Regions from separate parts of the Mus musculus genome. Here region 2 is linked to region 1. Evidence: chromatin loops called from intact Hi-C (ENCODE). Cell type or tissue: left cerebral cortex. All regions are shown on one strand. Each heading gives the region's core, and the rest is flanking DNA. Links, peaks and the distances in the headings are about the cores only. Region 1 has its middle 18 kb from the start of Tifab. Region 2 has its middle 14 kb from the start of Neurog1.

Region 1 (6,515 bases), core at 2,517-5,016:
TTCCCGAGTTCCATTACCGCGCTAGTCTAGAGTATGGATCCATGTGCTCTCTTTCAGTATTTTCCTATTATAAGTGCTTTTTAAAATTGAATTTTGACATGGCTTAAGCCTTCCGCCAGTGTTCCAACAGTCCAAGGGCATCCTTGACCAAGATCAAGGGTTTAGAATTCAGCAAGATTGTAAAAGCTAAGTCACTCCCTTACACAGGAATTTACCATCACTTAAAAAGAAGGAAGTTTCAGACCAAAGGAGAAACCAGAATAGATACTATAGCAGAGTTACACCCATACACACCTATTTACAATGGCCTAAGGGGAAGGTGGACAAGAGACTAAAATAGGAACTGTGGCAAGGACGCGAAGCCCTTGACCCTGGCTTCTAAGATTAGTGAATTTTAGGTGGAGCCCTTGTTGATCCCAGCTGTTATCAATGTATTCTATCCTGGGTGGTTCCCGTTAGACCTTTTGTGTTTACATTCCTCTGTTTTATGTAAGATTCCGGTTACCTCAATTGTACCGTTCGAATATGTCACCCAACTTCCTTATTGTCCTCTGCATAAAAAGTCTGATGTTCGAGTTGTAAAATTACATTCAGATTCCACACAAACTCTCCTGCGTGTGTGTCTGTCTGTCATTCATCCACGCTTTGCCCACCCGCGTCGAGAGACCCCGTTCCACGCAGACACAGGGACCCAGAAGGTCTGCGGCAGCAAGGCAGGACATGATGTAGAAATCATGAGAGAACGCGCTTACTGGCTTGCTCAGCTTGCTTGCTTATACCACCCAGGACCAGCTGCTCTGGAGTGGCATCACCCACAGTAGGTTGGCTCACCTGCCCCACGTCAGTCACTAATTTAAAAAGTGCCCAGCAGGCTTGCCTACAGGCTGATCTTGTGGAGTGTTTTCTCAGTTGTGATTTCCCTCTTCTGACATGACTCTAGCTTATGTCAAGTCAACAAACAAACAAATGAACAACAATAGCAAAACAACCAGGATACCTTCATTCTAGAGCCCGGACTTTGGGGAAGAACCAAAGAGCATATGAACCAGCAGCTGGAGCCAGGCAAACGGTGTGTCAAATGCCCCCCGGGAGCTTATGCAATAGCTGAATGGTGTGTGGCACCAAGGGTGGATGCCTGAGTAGCAGCTCCAGTCCTCCAGGGCTCTGCCTGTCAGCGAAGGGACAGCAGAGACCAAAGGCTGCAAAGCCAAGTGGGGACTGAAAATCCGTGCCTGGCCATTTATGCTACACCGGAGCATTGGAGTCTACCCCACACAATAGGGACTGCTGGGGCTCTGAGGATAATGAGGGGTGGGAGCTTTGGGGGTTGTAGTTGAGGTGGGGGGGTGTCTAATAGAAGTCCCTTACTCAGAGTGTGGAGAAGTCTGCATGATATGGGGAGGAGGCACTCTTCTTGTACCATATCCTGGACATTGGCCTTGCTGGTCCTGTCTGTCTCTCCCATTCTGCAGCTGTGCCACTGAGCCCCTGATATTCATGTTTGTGACAGTGACCTTTGGATTTTAGGTATCAAGAAGATTCTGGGGCAGTGTTGCCTGCTTGGAATTTTAAGAAGCCAGGTACCTGGGTTCAAATCTGAATTCAGATATTTCTTATGTTGACCCAGAGGGGTCCTATATGTGGCCTTCCTGTTTTTGTTTTTATAGACAGTGTTGATATTGTGAAGAGTCAAAGGCTTAAAACGGGCAAAGGTCTTAGAGAAAGATCTCAGACAAGAAAATATGAAATAAAATACTGGCATTTGACTGCAGTTTCTGTTGGAGATATCTTTGAGAAAAGGACTGGTCTCTATTTTTTGAAGGGAGGGAGAGTAACTGATGGGACAACTTGACTTTATGTAGAAAAAGCCAAGGTGTCTGGTTGCCCACTGTCTTAATTAGGGTTTTACCGCCGTGAACGGACACCATGACCAAGGCAACTCTTATAAGGTCCACATTTAATTGGGGCTGGCTTATAGGTTCAGAGGTTCAGTCCATTATCATCAAGGCAGGAACATGGCAGCATCCAGGCAGGCATGGTGTAGGAGGAGCTGAGAGTTCTACATCTTCATCTGAAGGCTGCTAGCAGAAGACTGACTTTTAGGAAGCTAGAATGAGGGTCTTAGAGCCCATGCCCACAGTGATACACCCACTCCAACAAGGCCACATCTACTCCAACAGGGCTATACCTACTTCAATAAGGCTACATCCACTCCAATAAGGCCACACGTCCTAATAGTGCCACTCCCTGGGCCAAGCATATACAAACCATCACACCCGCCACACTGAGATGGTAGGACACTGTTGTTGACAACACCACTCACTCTGATTCAGGCCACAGAGAAATAAACCTTGACAGCTCAGGAAAGCCGTGGTTACCTACCACAGTGCAGAAAGGTGCTGCACGGGCTGCTATGGAAGCCTGCATGCTACAATGCTGACCTCTGACGGGATGTGCCTGCTGGTGTTGAAAGAACTCAGTGGGGAAACCCCCACTCAGCTCCCGATTTGGCGTGCACCCAAGAATCACGAATAGAACACAACACCTTGATGTAACAACAAGAGGTTTTTTAATGGCGGAGCTCCGGGTCAAAACGTATCTCACATAACAGGAGACAGTGGATTCAACCACGAGGCTTGGAAGCTAGGGGTTTTTATAGAAAAGGAGTGGGGCTGGGGGAGGAATTGGCGCGGTTTCACATGATTGGTCCATTTAAACATCAGCAGCCTGTAACATTTAACTTAGGTCAGAGGGGTGGGAGCTAGGGAGGCGATGGGCTTGCCCGGGCATGTCCTGGTCTGTTCTGCTATGTTCTCAGCCCCAGGTTTCAAAGCTCAGAAACAACTCTTTGGGCTATTTAACATACATTACATGAATTACAGTTTTATTTCCTTTCAGTGTCACCATGCCAACATAGTTAGAGACAACCAAGCACTTTCTAACTTGATTTAAGGCCTGCACCACAGTAGAGATTTTATGCCTATACTGTAAGCTTGGTCAAATGTCAGTGGCTCCAGAGGTCATGGGCTCTGGGTGGGAACCTATTATCGTTGTTTTACCAGATGGGCTTGCTGTCAAACTTCCTCCTAAATATTTGTATTCATGCACATAGATTTCTGCTGCCTGGAAGCTTGGTCAGAGAAGCCATTATCTGCATTGTCCAGCAGATAATGCAGAGACTCAGATGCATCCTAGGGCTGGTTCTGCCCGGAAGTTGATCTAGCGTCCCATCAGGTTCTGTTCCTCTCTCTTACTTCAGTCAGGTCTGATCCTCTGTGTATTTTTTTTCTGGGGGGGTGGGGTGGGTGGGGGAGTGTTGGTGTTGCCCATATTTAAAGTGAGCAGGTCTGGAAGCAGGAAGCCTGAGGGATCTTGCTAGAGGTGGCAAAAGGTCAGCTGAACAAAGCAGAGAGAATCGTGGGCTAGGAGACAGCGGGAGCGGACAATGGCAGCCGGGCTCAGAGAGCTGGGGTAGCAACTCATAAACTGGGGACATCCTGGAGGGTGGCTGGAGAGAAGGAGCCGAGCCTGAGCGGGTTGGAGGCTCTCGTGCTGTGTAGGCATCAAAGAGTGGCTTTGTTTTCACTCTCCTGTTAGGTTATGTACTTAGGTTACATATGTACGTAGGTTACATAAGTAGCGTACGTAGGTTACGTACTAATTACGGGCTTGCTTTACAGACTGGGAGAGATGGCAAAATGCCTGCCCGGGTCCCACAGCTAGTAAGTGGCAGGGCTGTAAAATGGCACTGGGTTCTGTCTGCCCCCAATGCCTGCTTGTCATAGTGCTGCAGTAACTGCCAGGGTCCGGGAATCCTGCCCCAAGTCTCCAAAATCATCTTAAATTCACAACCTGGAGTGGCGAGTTGAAGAGAAGCCGTTTCTTTCATATCCTCGATACATCGTATCTCTTTTCACAAGAAACCAGCAATTTGTTGGTGCTTTTCACAAGAAGCCAGCAACATTTGTTGATTTCCAGGCAGTGTGTGGGTGGCTGGGGTGTGGATTTCCGTGGAGCGTCTTACTGACGAATGACCTCAAGGGGGCTCCATCCGGCAGCTAGACAAGTCCTTTCCTGCTGGTCCGCAGAACTGCCAGTAGATGGCGCGCTAACCTCGTTCCCTGTCGGATGCTTCTTGCTGCTCAGCTCTCAGCTCTGATCACTGAAAGTCCCTCATTTAACAGACTCTGGCTCACATGCTGAGTTTCAGGGCTAGGTGTGAGCTTATATTCAGCCTTCCCAGGCCACTGCGGCTCAATGTAAGAGTTAATAAGACAGAAGTAGCCTGAGACAAGGGATTGGGACTGGAGAAGTCCTGGACTGAGTGGCTTTTGCTGTCTGTTGGAGGGTTGGGCATTCATAGAAACAGTCACCACCAAGTACTCAGTTTTTGCTCAAGAAGCTAATGGGGCCCAGTGCGGTGTCAAACCTGTGATCCTTCACTCAGGAGGCAGGCGCAGGTTCATGAATTTGGGGCCAGCCTGATCTATACAGGGGTCAGCCTGATCTATACAGTGAGCTCCAGGTCAGGCAAGACTATATAGTGAGATCCTATCTCAGAAGAAGGAGGAGGAGGAGAAGAAAGAGGAGGAAGAGAAAGAGGAGAGGAGGGAGAGAAGGAGGTGGAAGAACAAGCAGGAGGAAGAGAGGAGGATAAAAAGGAGAAGCAGGAGGAGAAAGAAGGAGGAAAGAGGAAGAGGAGGAGGAAGGAGGAGAAGGAGGAAGAGAAGCAGCAGCAGCAGCAGCAGCAGCAGCAGCAGCAGCAGCAGAAGAAGAAGAAGAAGAAGAAGAAGAAGAAGAAGAAGAAGAAGAAGAAGAAAGTGAGAGTTTCCTGGAAAGCAGACGTCATTGGTCATAGCTGGGGTTCAGGCAGATGCTGTGACACTTGGACTGACAGAGGAGAGGGACAAGGCTGGTGTAGCACCTACAGGCTGACTGGTGCTTTCCTGGGTACTGTGCATGTCTAGGTCACCCTCACAGCAGCTCTTTCAGGAGATAGTATTGTCCTCGTTGGACAGATAGGAGATGGGGTTTTGAGAGGGAAGGGTGTCAGATAGGCCAAGAGAAGCTGTGCTAACGGCACAGGGTGGTGGAGCGTAAGGGAGCTAGGGCCAGGATTTTAGAAGGAACAGACTGTGGGCCCTTTGGGAGCACTGGACTCAGAGAAGCCTTCCACAGTGAGTCAGGACAGCTCCTGGCTACAGGCTCTCCACCTGCAAGGTGACCTGGGTCAGGTCTCCAGACCAGCTCTGGCCCCTTACTTGAAGGCTTGACTGCTAAGGCTCATGGTCTTTGGATCCCAGGGCAGATGCTAGGGTGGGATAGAGAGGCAGGTCTTAGGCTGGTACCTCTTCCTGTCTGCTAGCCTTTGTGGAAGGCTCCTAAAGTTCGTTGGCTTGGCCTTGGTTTCTGGCTGAAGACATGTATGCAGCTTGTGTTTGATTCCGAATCACTTTGTTGGGCCTGCAATCCATGCTTCCCTAAGTCACACACCAAGGCAACTGCTCAGAAAACCAGTTGCTAGCTGCCTGTGGTACCTCGTGCCTGTGATTTCTGCATTTGGGAACTTGAGACAGGAGGATAACCACAAGTTCAGGACCAGCTTGGGCTATATATTCAGTTCCAGGCCAGCCTGGCTTACAGAGTGAGATACTATCTTGAATGTTTTAAGCAAGCAAGCAAGCAAGCAAGCAAGCAAGCAAGCAAGCAAGCAAGCAAGCAAACAAACAAACAAAAACCAGCCATCCCCTCAAAAACTCTTCCAGCCATGCTTGATCTTCTTCATACCCCCCTCCTCCTCTCCCTCCTCCTTCCTTCAAATAGTTCACTGTTTTTCACACAGACTCTGCTTTTCTTTGACTTTTTTTTTCATATATAATCTGTAAAGGGCTCTCACGTTATTTCAGAATATATTCTGGGCCCTATTCTGTGCTCAATTACACACCTTCTATAGTTGATTTTCATGAAATTTAAATAACAAAGAGGGGACGCTTATGTCATTTCTTCCTTATAAAAACACACCCTTTAAGTCCATTCCTGCTGGAAGGCTGCAGCGGTCCATCCGAAGCAGTTTAGCAGCTTGTGTGGGTGGCGTCTGTGCTGCCTCATTAGCAGTGGCTGAGAGGAGAGGTGTGTCCTGCAATCAGGAGCTACGGTTGCGCGCACTGCTCCCAATCTGAAAACAGCCTGCCCCGAACACCAAACTGTCCATCAGGACTCCACAGCAACATCTGCTTGTCCCTGGAAATGTGGCATAATGGGGCAGGGCCATGGTGGCCAGGGAGGTTTGGCAGGGAAGTCAGAGGCCTGTCTTGTGGGACCTGGATTGGAAGAAGACATCAACCTGGGGAGGGGGCCACAGATGGGCTGACCACAAAGCAGTCAGTACTCGTTGACCTGGCCTCCATGGCAGTCAGCAACCTGCAGGCTGCTTCCTCCACTGCCCAGGTTAACAGAGAGCCAGTGTTCTCCTGAGCTTGCCCAAAGTCCTGGGAGCCAGGGCAGAGCAACAAAGA
Region 2 (6,515 bases), core at 2,366-4,865, 69 kb after region 1:
GTCACTTTTAGTTACAGGCACATGCATCTCTGTGCTGGCTGGTTTTATGTCAACTTGACACAAGCTGGAGTTATCTGAAAGAAGGGAACCTCAATTGAGAAACTGTCGCATTGAGATCTGGCTGTGGGGCCTTTTCTTAATTAGTGATTGATGGGGGAGGGTATAACCCTTTGTGGGTGGGGCCATCCCCAGGCTGGTGGTTCTGGGTTCTGTAAGAAAGCAGGCTGAGCAAGCTATGAGGAGTAAACCAGTAAGCAGCACCCTCCATGGCCTCTGCATCAGCTCCTGCCTCCAGGTTCCTGCCCTGTGTGAGTTCCTGTCCTGACTTCCTTCAGTGATGGACTGCAATGTGGAAGTGTCAGCTAAATAAGCCTTTTCCTCCACAACTTGGTTTTTGGTCATGGTGTTTCATAGCAGCAATAGAAACCCTAAAACTATGTGTCTATGTGGGCCATGTGCTCATGACTACAGGTACCAGAGCAGGTCAGAAGAGGGTATTGGATGCCCTAGGGTTGGAGTTACAGGTGACTGTGATCGCCCTGATATGGGTGCTGGGAACTGATCTTTTAAAGAGTTAAAAGTGGAGCCGTGCCTTCAGCCCTTTCTCTACCCATCTTCTAAACATGAAGAGAGAGGATCAAGATGGTTAAACCACACGTTCAGGGTTGCAGGACCAGCCAATAGTGAAGCCGAGGTAGAAGCAGGATTAACTGGCTCAAGGTCTTAACCGCTGGTCAGAGGTTTTTCACTTCTTTCCTGCTTCTTAGAAACAGCTGGGTCTGTCTAGGGGCTGGGGTGGGGTACAGAACCCATAGCCCCAGACTGTGTGGGAGGGCCTGTTCCTTGCTGTGGAGATAGGTGACATTCTTCAAGGAAGGGCTGTGACTTGGTCCCATTGCTGAGTTTGGAGCTGGTCTCTGTTATTGCTTTCCTGGTGAGAACTGAGGGGTCTCGGTTTCACTTTTCATTGAGATGGTCTGTTTGAGTCACCGTTCTATTGCTGTGAATAGACACCACAACCATGGCCACTCTTATAGAAGAAGGCATTTAATTGGGGCTTGCTTAGAGTTCCAGAGGTTTAGTCCGATATCATCATGGCGGGGAGCATGGGGGACATGCAGGCAGACGCAGTAGCTGAGACTTATACATCTGAATCTGAAGGTGGCAGGAAGAGAGATTCACTGGGCCTGGCTTGGGCTTTGAATACTCAAAGCCCCTTCTACTTCCTCCAACAAGGCCATACTTTCTAATCCTCACCAATATTGCCACTCCCCAAGCATTCATATATATGAAACTATGGGGGCCATTCTTACTCAAACGACCACAGAATTCTTCTCATCTTTGGTCTCAAGCTCTGTGTATCAAAAGTGGAGGGTAGGGGTGGGAGGAAGGGGGTGGGAACCAGGAACCAGGTTTATAGGTTCAGTATTGCCTTCCCCAAGCTGGAGGAATTAGCTGGTGTGTGACATTTAGACCCTCTACTATCTAATCTGTCCCTTATTCACACAGTGAGAGAGGGTCTGAGTGGTCCAAAGAGCTAAAGCAGATGAAGGGGGCATTGTCCTTGCAAAACAGAGCATGACCTGGATACTAAGAGGTTCTGTAGAATTTATTCAATAGTCCATCCATCCCTCTATCCATTTGTTCTTTAGCCAGGGTGAATGATGTCTTAACCCCCTTTCTTAAATCCCTTAGAAAATATCCCATGTGCTTAGGATGAACCACCCCTATGTTCATCTGTTTTATTTTATGCATATGTGTATACCACCATTGCACTCTTCAGAGACACCAGAAGAGGGCACCAGACCCCATTACAGATGGTTGGGTCCAACAACATCAGCTCCTTTTACCCTCTGGCTCCCATTCAAAGGATCTCCAAGGGACCTAGGACCATGCCATCCTACTGGGTACACAGTCAGTCACTCTGGCACATAACCTTTCCATCAGCTGTCAGTACTTTCCACACATATCCCTCCACTCACTTCCTGTGTCCTTCTCCAGTGGCAATTCTACAGGCAGGACACAGTCCTTTGCTTGGCTTAATGTCCTAGTTGACTTCTCTGTTGCTGGGATAAATCCCAACCAAAAGTAACTTGAGCAGGGGAGTGGGGAGGAAAGGGTTAATTTCATCTTACAACTCCCAGGTCATAACCCCTCACCTATGGAGTCAGCATAAAAACTCAAGGGAGTAGCCTGGAGGCAGGTACTGAAGAGAGGCCATGGAGGAACTCTGGTTATTGACTTGCTGCCCCTGGCTTGCTTGCCCAGCTTTCTTAGTCCAGGGCCACCTGCCTAGGGTGTGGTACCACCCATAGTGGGCTGAGCCCTCTATATCATATTTAATTGTTTTTCTTTTTTGGTTTCTTAAGGCAGGGTCTCTCTATGAAAGCCCTAGTCTGTCCTGGAACTCACTCTTTAGAACTCAGAGATCCACCTGCCTCTGTCTCTCAAATGGTGAGATTAAAGGTGTGCACCAACACTGTCTAGTTCTACGGCAATCAAGAAAATCCCCTACAGACTTGCCTGCAGGTCAATCTGATAGAGGCAATTCTTTAAAGGCTGCTCCTTCTACAGGTGTCTATCCTGTATTTACAAAGTAACAAGATACAAAACAACCCCAAAGTAACAAGCACACCTCACCTATTAACCCATCTCTCCCATCTCTGCAACAGTGTTTCCACTTAGGGGCTGCTCAGATTTAGACACTGATTTGCATGTATTTTAAATATTTAAAATGCAGCCTTTTGTTGTATATCCCAGCTTTCTGGGTTCCAAGGAAACCCTGACTGAAGAAGGCAGCAGATCCTGCATGCATGTTTCTCTAAGCGTAAAGCTGTGTGCTTCTGAGTTGGCTGTGCCCAGAGCATATGGACACTAGGGAAGCCAAGGGCTGCGTGGGAGAGGTATTTGTCTCCTCACGTGTCTGGAAGCCTTCCTGGGAAGCAGAGCTCAAGTGTGGAAAGTCACCAGTGTGGTCCCCATGCTGCACCCCTAGGCATTTATAGAGCGTTCCCTAAGGTGGGCCACATACAGAGAGCAAGAGGAAGTGGGTGCTAAATAAACGGGGACCTCCTGTTGCCAGGGTAGCAGGAGAGAAAGCTATGGGACTTTTGAAAGAATAGAGTGAGCTAGGCATAGAGACTCTTCAGGTGAGCCCTCAGCAAACGCAGACTCTGGGGTAGGGATGGGTTGCCATAGGTAAAATGCCGCAGAAGACTTGCCAACTTTGAAGTGAGGTGTTACCCACACTGGACACACATATACATCACAAAGAGTAACGGATTACCATCGAGCATTTCGCTGGTGCGTGGTGCATGAGAAATATCACTTAACCCTCACATTAACGCCACAGGGCGAGAAGTTCCATTCCTCACTGTTCAGAGGTGTGGAGCCAACTGTAAAGCCAGAGGCTAAGCTCATCTCTTAAGTATTCTGCCTCTAAATATACAAGACAAGTAAGACACCGCTTTACGGGACAGAGGGAAATTTGTAGTTGTGCTTTAGGTTATTATTGGGAGGAGCATTCAGAGAGCATTGTGAACGTCTTATAAATGAAGTCATCTTTAGGGTCGTTCCCCCCCCCCCCCCCGTGTGTCTTTCTCAGAAGAACAGGCTCCCAATGAGGGCTTGAGGTCTTAGCTGAGCAGAGGTGGAAAGCAGCGCCACCTGTTGGTTAAATAGAGTATAATTGTTGTCAGGCTTGGGGAAAGAATGGGACACCCACACAGAGTACCTAGGTGGCACTTAGGTGCTAAATTGAGGTACAAGGAGGAGTCTTCAGGATGGTGGCTGGTGTGGTGCTTAAGGTGATTTGGGAGTCTGGGCTACATCCTATCGCCCTCGCTGGAAGAAGTGAGGAGTGTGTGCTGAATTGAACTCAAAAAAGAAAACAGGTTTTGTTGTTGTTGTTGTTGTTGTTTTTTCCTCAACAGAAATGTTGTAGGTTCGAGCTACTCCCTGCAGTGGAAGGTAAGGTACAAGGGCGGCCTTGGGGAGCGGAATGGTGGAACAGAGCATGCTAATTCACAGAAGGGGAAGCCTGTGGTCCCATCAAAACAATGAGTGCGTTGTTGAGCCTCTGATGCGGAAAGGTCTCCAAGGGATCTGGAGAGGCAAAAACCACACTGTAGATCACAGCGTGCCACATTGTATCGGAAGAAGAAAGGCTATAACCTGGGTACCATGCTTGCTTGTCTGTGCCCTAGGGAGCTGAGATATGCATAAGAAACAGATGGCAGGGTGAGGGAGAGGGCAGGGATAGGTGGGAGGGAGCCGTTTATCTCACAGTGCGGCTGTAATGTCTTAGGGTTATTTTTGTCTCTCCACACTCCGTTTTTAAATTTTACTGTAAAGCGGCCACCTTGCTTAGTCTTTTGACTCTGGGACTGTATCTTATGTTTTAAATTTTGATTTTTAAAATTAAGTGTATATATCTCATATTCAGCTTAGTGGGCATTTTCCCTCTCCCTTTCTTTCTTTCTTTCTTTCTTTCTTTCTTTCTTTCTTTCTTTCTTTCTTTCTTTCTCTCTTTCTCTCTTTCTCTCTTTTCTTTTTTTAATTTCGAATGTCTCATTGTCTGTGCTTCACATGTGTGCAGTGCCCATGGGGGCCAGAAGAGGGCGCTAATCCTTTGGCACTGGAATTACAGATGGTTGTGAGCTGCCGCATGAACTCGGAACCTCTGGAGCAGCCAGCACTGAGCCATCTCTCCAGCCCCTCAATTTAGGGTTTTCTAAAGAGGAAGATAATACAAAAGGAAAAGGGAATTGCCATCCCCTTTTGGCTCAGCTCTGGCTTTTCCTCCTGGACCTTTGCTTCTGTGGGTCAGGAGGGGCTGAGAGATTTTGGAGGGCCATGTGTGGCTCAGAGTTCCAGCCTCAGGATGCCCTGTAAACCCGGCATGTTGAAGGCAATCTATTTAGTTGACAGAATTGGCACATCTGTGTTCTGCAGTCCTTGGAGTCCCTGTGAGAGCCACTGTAGAATTCTATTCCTAAGCATTTGGGCTTCATCTCAACTCACAGTGTGTCTCCACATAGGGAGGAATATCAGGGATGGGGCATTTCCTTCCCTGTACTAGCTGGGTCATCTTCCTCAGTCTTGGCTGTGTGGTTCTAACTTAGTGGTCATGCCCTGCTTTTGCTCCCGTAGCCACTAAATTATCCTGTTTGCCTTTTTTCCTTTCCTTTTCTTTTCTTTCAATTTATTCTTTTTATGTACGTGAGTACCCTTGTACTGGCTGATTTTTGTGTGTCAATTTGACACAGGCTGGAGTTATCACAGAGAAGGAGCTTCAGTTGGGGAAATGCCTCCATGAGATCCAGCTGTGAGGGCATTTTCTCAGTTGGTGATCAAGGAGGGAGGGCCCATTGTGGGTGGTGTCATGCCTAGGCTGGTAGTCTTGGGTTCTATAAGAAAGTAAGCTGAGCAAGCCAGTAAGTAACATCCCTCCATGGCCTCTGCATCAGTTCCTGCTTCCTGACCTACTTGAGTTCCAGTCCTGACTTCCTACAAGAAAGCAGTATGAACAGCAGTATGGAAGTGTAAGCTGAATAAACCCTTTACTCCCCAACTTGCTTCTTGGTCATGATGTTTGTGCAGGGACAGAAAACCTGACTAGGACAACACTGTCATTCTCTTCAGACACCCCAGAGAGGGGCATCAGATCCCATTATGGATGGTTGTGAGCCACCATGCGGTTGTTGGGAATTGAACTCATGACCTCTGGAAGAGCAGTCAGTGCTCTTAACCACTAAGCCATCTCTCCGGCCTCCTGTTTGTCTTTCTTTACGTTTGATGACACTTTTATGTATTTTCCTGAGCTGTGCTTGCACATGCATAAATCTGGCTTTCGGGCCAAAGCAGCTTCCCCATTTGTCATGTTTCTTGATTTCTGTGGAGTAAATTCTCTCATTGTGGCTGATCTCAAGCTACCAATAACTTAATTGGCTCACAAGATGTCATAATTGGCACTCAGATACTGGAGGGGCTCACCCCAAAATGTCTTTGACTTTTCTCTTTATTGACCTGTTTGAGGAATCTATTTTTTTCCACCCAGGATTCGGTTCCTCCACAAACAGTTCTGTACCTTGCCCACATGCCTGGATCCCCTGTTCAGGTCTCAATAGTTAAATCTCCCTCTCATTTTAGTGGATGAATAATTTCTCATGGGGTGAAGTCACCCACTGGTTGATTTGTTCTCTAGGCTAGGAGCCATCCACCTTTTGTTATCGTAACTTTACAATGACTATTCATATATCATGTTATATACATACACATATCACTGTAGAGGCAGGATTTCTGGGTCAGATTGTATATGTAAACACTTTTGCCTAAGTGTGGCCATCTGTAGAATTTCTACCAACTTGTCACCAAGGATGAGTGAAAGGACTTTGCTGCACCCTCCCAACACTTCATATATGTTCATGATTTTAAAACAACTAGAATAAGTCAACTCTGACCAAGGTACCTGCCATCTCTACACTGGGGACATCATAATTTGTGTGGCAGGGAAG

What was found. A loop is a pair of places that touch in the nucleus more often than their neighbours do. Peaks named below come from ENCODE experiments on the same cell type or tissue, not always from the same donor. Only the 100,000 strongest peaks of a DNase experiment are listed, where the experiment ranks them.
Region 2: it touches region 1 in a loop (8-fold over the local background); 29 of 42 quality-filtered maps call a loop at or near these places.

The regions. Positions count from the first base shown.
Region 1 is chr13:56,193,597-56,200,111 of GRCm38, forward strand. No RefSeq gene overlaps it. Among named protein-coding and RNA genes, the nearest start is that of Tifab, 18 kb to the left of the region's middle. In left cerebral cortex, for the core only: a CTCF peak has its summit at 4,067 (motif pointing right); a DNase peak (open chromatin) is centred at 4,071; H3K4me3 peaks cover 448 bases; H3K27ac peaks cover 538 bases.
Region 2 is chr13:56,262,976-56,269,490 of GRCm38, forward strand. No RefSeq gene overlaps it. Among named protein-coding and RNA genes, the nearest start is that of Neurog1, 14 kb to the left of the region's middle. In left cerebral cortex, for the core only: CTCF peaks have their summits at 3,672 (motif pointing left) and 4,617 (motif pointing right); DNase peaks (open chromatin) are centred at 2,881, 3,426 and 3,648.